Regions from separate parts of the Homo sapiens genome. Here region 2 is linked to region 1. Evidence: chromatin loops called from intact Hi-C (ENCODE). Cell type or tissue: PC-9. All regions are shown on one strand. Region 1 overlaps VWF (von Willebrand factor). Region 2 overlaps GAPDH (glyceraldehyde-3-phosphate dehydrogenase).

The links. Peaks named below come from ENCODE experiments on the same cell type or tissue, not always from the same donor. Only the 100,000 strongest peaks of a DNase experiment are listed, where the experiment ranks them.
Region 2: it touches region 1 in a loop (3-fold over the local background); 4 of 110 quality-filtered maps call a loop at or near these places.

The regions. Positions count from the first base shown.
Region 1 is chr12:6,062,114-6,064,613 of GRCh38, reverse strand. VWF (von Willebrand factor) reads left to right here. Exons shown (of 52, transcript NM_000552.5): 12 at 230-368; 13 at 1,560-1,660. Among named protein-coding and RNA genes, the nearest start is that of SNORA120, 23 kb to the right of the region's middle. In PC-9, CTCF peaks have their summits at 1,117 and 1,320 (motif pointing left); a DNase peak (open chromatin) is centred at 1,213.
Region 2 is chr12:6,536,953-6,539,452 of GRCh38, reverse strand. GAPDH (glyceraldehyde-3-phosphate dehydrogenase) reads right to left here. Exons shown (of 9, transcript NM_002046.7): 5 at 2,443-2,500; 6 at 2,237-2,352; 7 at 2,063-2,144; 8 at 1,457-1,869; 9 at 1,082-1,352. The coding sequence ends at 1,283. It also overlaps a transcript of IFFO1 not described here. Among named protein-coding and RNA genes, the nearest start is that of GAPDH, 3.7 kb to the right of the region's middle. RefSeq lists an enhancer at 2,061-2,500. In PC-9, CTCF peaks have their summits at 1,195 and 1,397 (motif pointing right); a DNase peak (open chromatin) is centred at 1,422; H3K4me3 peaks cover 293 bases; H3K27ac peaks cover 1,261 bases.

The sequences.
Region 1 (2,500 bases):
TGGGCCAGGCTGGGAGAAGGCGTGTGCAAGGATGCACTTAGCAAGCCTTCTTGCTGCACAACTCTAGGGGGCCCCATTCACATGGAGTATTCTGGGAGAATGGAGTTGTAGGTTATGAGAAGGCCAGAGGCTCTCGGGTTGAGGCCTTTCTCTGATTAAGAGGGTCCTGGGCTGGGGAGCTGGATAGGCAGGGGGTGCAGCAAAGTCACCCTGTGTTCCCTCTTGGCAGTGTGCTGATGACCGCGACGCTGTGTGCACCCGCTCCGTCACCGTCCGGCTGCCTGGCCTGCACAACAGCCTTGTGAAACTGAAGCATGGGGCAGGAGTTGCCATGGATGGCCAGGACGTCCAGCTCCCCCTCCTGAAAGGTATGCTTCGTCCTGCTCCATCAGGCCTGGGGCTGGCACAGCCCATCCCTTAGCACCCTCCTTCTCAACCCTGGCCACTGTCCTTAAGGACCTGCATGCCTCTTCCATGGGAATGTGATGGAGAGTTATTTTTGGAGGGCAGGGTGGGGTGCTTGGCATGCATCCCTCCAAGAAAGGAAGGCTTCCTGGAGGAGGAAGACTAGAGAAGGAAGCCTATAGATGAAGAGGTTGCTCTAGACCTGGGACAGAGTGTAGATGGGAAAAGGGAACCGAGAGGATTTTTATTTGGCTTGAACCAAAGGGGCGAGTTGAGTCTTGGGCAGGTGGTTCTGGTTTGCTCTGGGGTGGGACAGGGGCAGAGGCTGATGCTGAGAGATCGGGGGTGGCTGGTGATGTCACACCAGAGGATGCCACTTGGGGCGAGGCCAGGTGACCCTCTGGCCTGTCTAGAGGTAGCAAAAAACCTACCTGTCCAGTATCTTCACCTGGGTTGCACTGTGCCGGTCAAAGCAAACCTGCTTTTGCATGGTAAAGCTCCCAAACTTCACACTCAAAGTGGCTCTCAGACTCTTCCTTCTTCTCCACAACTGCTGGCCACTTTGTCGCCCATTATCCTAGCATTGCACACAGCGGATGAACTTGGGCTAGTGGGTACCCAGCACGTCCATGGGTGTTATGCTGTGTGTCTCCTTATAAGATATGTTTGTTCCCCCAGGGCAAGGGGTGTGCTCCTATCTGTCGCCACCTTCCCACAGAAGCAACAATTGCTGTATTCAGTGTCGTACACAGCATCGCTCAGACATGAGGTGGTGTGCAGTGGCAGAGTGTCCCAGGCACATTCAGATGTCGTGGTGTCAATGCTAAAGAGATCCCCCTCTGCTCCAGGGCACCTGCCTACAGCCCAGGATGCAGGAGCCTCTGCCTCCCTCCTGTGGCAGTAGGGGGAATGGCAGGTCATAGCGGGGGGTGCAGAGGCTTCTTCCTGGGGGACCCTATTTGCGCTCTGTCCACCTTGATCACCCTTCCTCCTGACACCCCCTTAAACCTCATGGCCACCCCATCTGCCCCTAAGTCATTGCTCTTCAGTGCTACCATCCTTTTGAGACACCCCATTTCCTCCCAAATACATCTGCCTGCCACCACCCTGTCCTCTCCCCACCTCTGCCTGAGTCCTGTCCTGCTGGGTTCCAGGTGACCTCCGCATCCAGCATACAGTGACGGCCTCCGTGCGCCTCAGCTACGGGGAGGACCTGCAGATGGACTGGGATGGCCGCGGGAGGCTGCTGGTGAAGGTAGGTGCCCTCACGGGGTACTGGCTCCCTGCGGCCCGACCCTTACAAAGTACCCCTTGTGCTCTGGGTAGAATGGCTTTGTGTGGTGGGAGAAGAATTCCTTTCTCCTCATGGCCTACACCCCCAGAGCGAGAAACAGGCCTCTCTTGTTTATGAGGCTGGTGTTTGTTTTCTGGATGCCCCTTCTTGGCCCTGGGGATTCTTCCTGCTGGGCTCTGCTATCCCAAGGGCCTCTAGACTGGGGTGGGCTCTTGTGGGGCTGGGGAAGGAGCAGGTTTGCTGTCCAATCTCCCGGCTGAAACAAGGCCCGGGAGCAGGGGTGTCTCCCTGGGTGCCCACTGTGGGCAGTAAGGGAAGAGCCAGATTGGCACTCTCAGCTAAGAGAAAGCCTGCCCGGGAAAGGTTGCTCAGGAAACCACCAGATTCTTCCCCTGGACACTGGGACTCTGCATGTGTGGGCCACTTCCTCTTGTTCTTGGTGGTCCTGGAATCACACTGGATAGCAATCCATACTTTTCACTGTTTCTCTGGAAATGACCCTGGCAGGTGGACAGTGCAAATATTACTGCCATTTTATAAATGAGGCAACCAGGGCACAGGAAGTGGAGGGATGGTGCAGCACTCCAGAACTTCCAGGGCTAGGATAGACTCCTCTGATCAGAGGACTGATCCCACTCTGACCCCCACCAACCGTGTCATGGCAGAGCGAGGATTAGTTCTCTGCCTCATGCCTTTCCCATCAGAACAAAAAGTGGTTCTCGCTTTTTGGTCTTGAATGCCTTTACACTCTTAAAAATTATTGAGGACCTCAAGATCTTGTAGGAGGATTATATTTATTGG
Region 2 (2,500 bases), 470 kb before region 1:
GAGATGGAGTCTCATACTCTGTTGCCTAGGCTGGAGTGCAGTGGTGTGGTCTCAGCTCACTGCAGCCTCTGCCTCCGGGGTGCAAGCGATTCTCCTGCTTCAGCATGCCTGTAGCTGGGACTATAGGCATGTGCCATGAAGCCTGGCTGATTTTTGTAATTTTAGTAGAGACGGAGTTTCACCATGTTGGCCAGGCTGGTCTCAAACTCCTGACCTCAGGTGATACACCCACCTTGGCCTCCCAAAGTGCTGGGGTTACAGGCGTGCGCGCTCTACCGAGGTATGTACTTTTGTCTCCACTAGGTAAGCACACGTGCAAAGTGAGGCCCGGGAGTAACTGCCCAAAGCAACTGAGCCGTTCAGTGGCAGAGCCAGGGGTCTGGACCTAGGTCCCAGCTACACGCCTTGCCCCTACCCAAGTTCCCCTAAGGACGATGATGGAAATAAGTCACCCTGACACATCTCAGTTCATCTTCCTCAAAACTATGCGAGGTGGGCATTTTTACCGATTTTTAAACATTATATAGTCCTTACCGCCTTGGGCATGGTTTTAGGTACTTGGTTTACCTAGATGAATCCTGCTTGAAGACCTTAGGGGCTGGCCACGATGTCCTCAGATAAGACACGAGGGCACAGAAAGCAATAGAGCACGTGCTCAAGACCTCACAGCTGCGGAGGCCAAGCTGGAATTGCCCGCTGCAGCTCAGCTCCAGGCTGAGCTCCACTAACCAGTCAGCGTCAGAGCCCAGTGCGAGCCCTGACTTCCTCCACCTGTCAGCCTCCCTGGGGCTGCCCACAGAATAGCTTCTTCCATGTTTGGCCAACAGCAGATAGCCTAGGACTGGAGCGAGGAGAGGAAAAGGCCTTGTTCTCTGAAGTAGTGGTGCCAGCTTCCTGTAGCACTCAAGACGTCTGAGCGGGAAGCAAATGGTTCTCGAAGCAAGCAAGGCTGTTTGGAGGCCCTACCCTCAGTCTGAGGAGAACATACCAGGTCCCTCCCCAGCAAGAATGTCTCACCTTGACACAAGCCCAGCTTCCCTCCCCTCTGCCCCAGACCCTAGAATAAGACAGGACAAGTAACTGGTTGAGCACAGGGTACTTTATTGATGGTACATGACAAGGTGCGGCTCCCTAGGCCCCTCCCCTCTTCAAGGGGTCTACATGGCAACTGTGAGGAGGGGAGATTCAGTGTGGTGGGGGACTGAGTGTGGCAGGGACTCCCCAGCAGTGAGGGTCTCTCTCTTCCTCTTGTGCTCTTGCTGGGGCTGGTGGTCCAGGGGTCTTACTCCTTGGAGGCCATGTGGGCCATGAGGTCCACCACCCTGTTGCTGTAGCCAAATTCGTTGTCATACCTAGAAGATGAAAAGAGTTGTCAGGGCCCTTTTTCTGAGCCAGCCACCAGAGGGCGCCAGACCCTGCACTTTTTAAGAGCCAGTCTCTGGCCCCAGCCACATACCAGGAAATGAGCTTGACAAAGTGGTCGTTGAGGGCAATGCCAGCCCCAGCGTCAAAGGTGGAGGAGTGGGTGTCGCTGTTGAAGTCAGAGGAGACCACCTGGTGCTCAGTGTAGCCCAGGATGCCCTTGAGGGGGCCCTCCGACGCCTGCTTCACCACCTTCTTGATGTCATCATATTTGGCAGGTTTTTCTAGACGGCAGGTCAGGTCCACCACTGACACGTTGGCAGTGGGGACACGGAAGGCCATGCCAGTGAGCTTCCCGTTCAGCTCAGGGATGACCTTGCCCACAGCCTTGGCAGCGCCAGTAGAGGCAGGGATGATGTTCTGGAGAGCCCCGCGGCCATCACGCCACAGTTTCCCGGAGGGGCCATCCACAGTCTTCTGGGTGGCAGTGATGGCATGGACTGTGGTCTGCAAAAGGAGTGAGGCCCTGCAGCGTACTCCCCACATCACCCCTCTACCTCCCTCCCCACCTTGAAAGGAAATTATGGGAAAGCCAGTCCCCAGAACCCCCAACCCCAGGGTTGCACGCAGCCCCGGCAGGGAGGAGCCAGTCTTGGATGAGAAAGGTGGGAGCCTCAGTCCCATTCCCCAGCTCTCATACCATGAGTCCTTCCACGATACCAAAGTTGTCATGGATGACCTTGGCCAGGGGTGCTAAGCAGTTGGTGGTGCAGGAGGCATTGCTGCAAAGAAAGAGGGAGCGGGGCGCAAGTCAGGGGAGCGTGTCCATAGGGTGCCAGGCTGGCCGCTTCTCCACGGGCCCTGCCTTCCTCACCTGATGATCTTGAGGCTGTTGTCATACTTCTCATGGTTCACACCCATGACGAACATGGGGGCATCAGCAGAGGGGGCAGAGATGATGACCCTTTTGGCTCCCCCCTGCAAATGAGCCTACAGCAGAGAAGCAGACAGTTATGAACCCGGGTCCTGCCTTTGCAGGGCTGAGTCAGCTTCCCCTCCCGCGGGCCCTCCTGCACTCACCCCAGCCTTCTCCATGGTGGTGAAGACGCCAGTGGACTCCACGACGTACTCAGCGCCA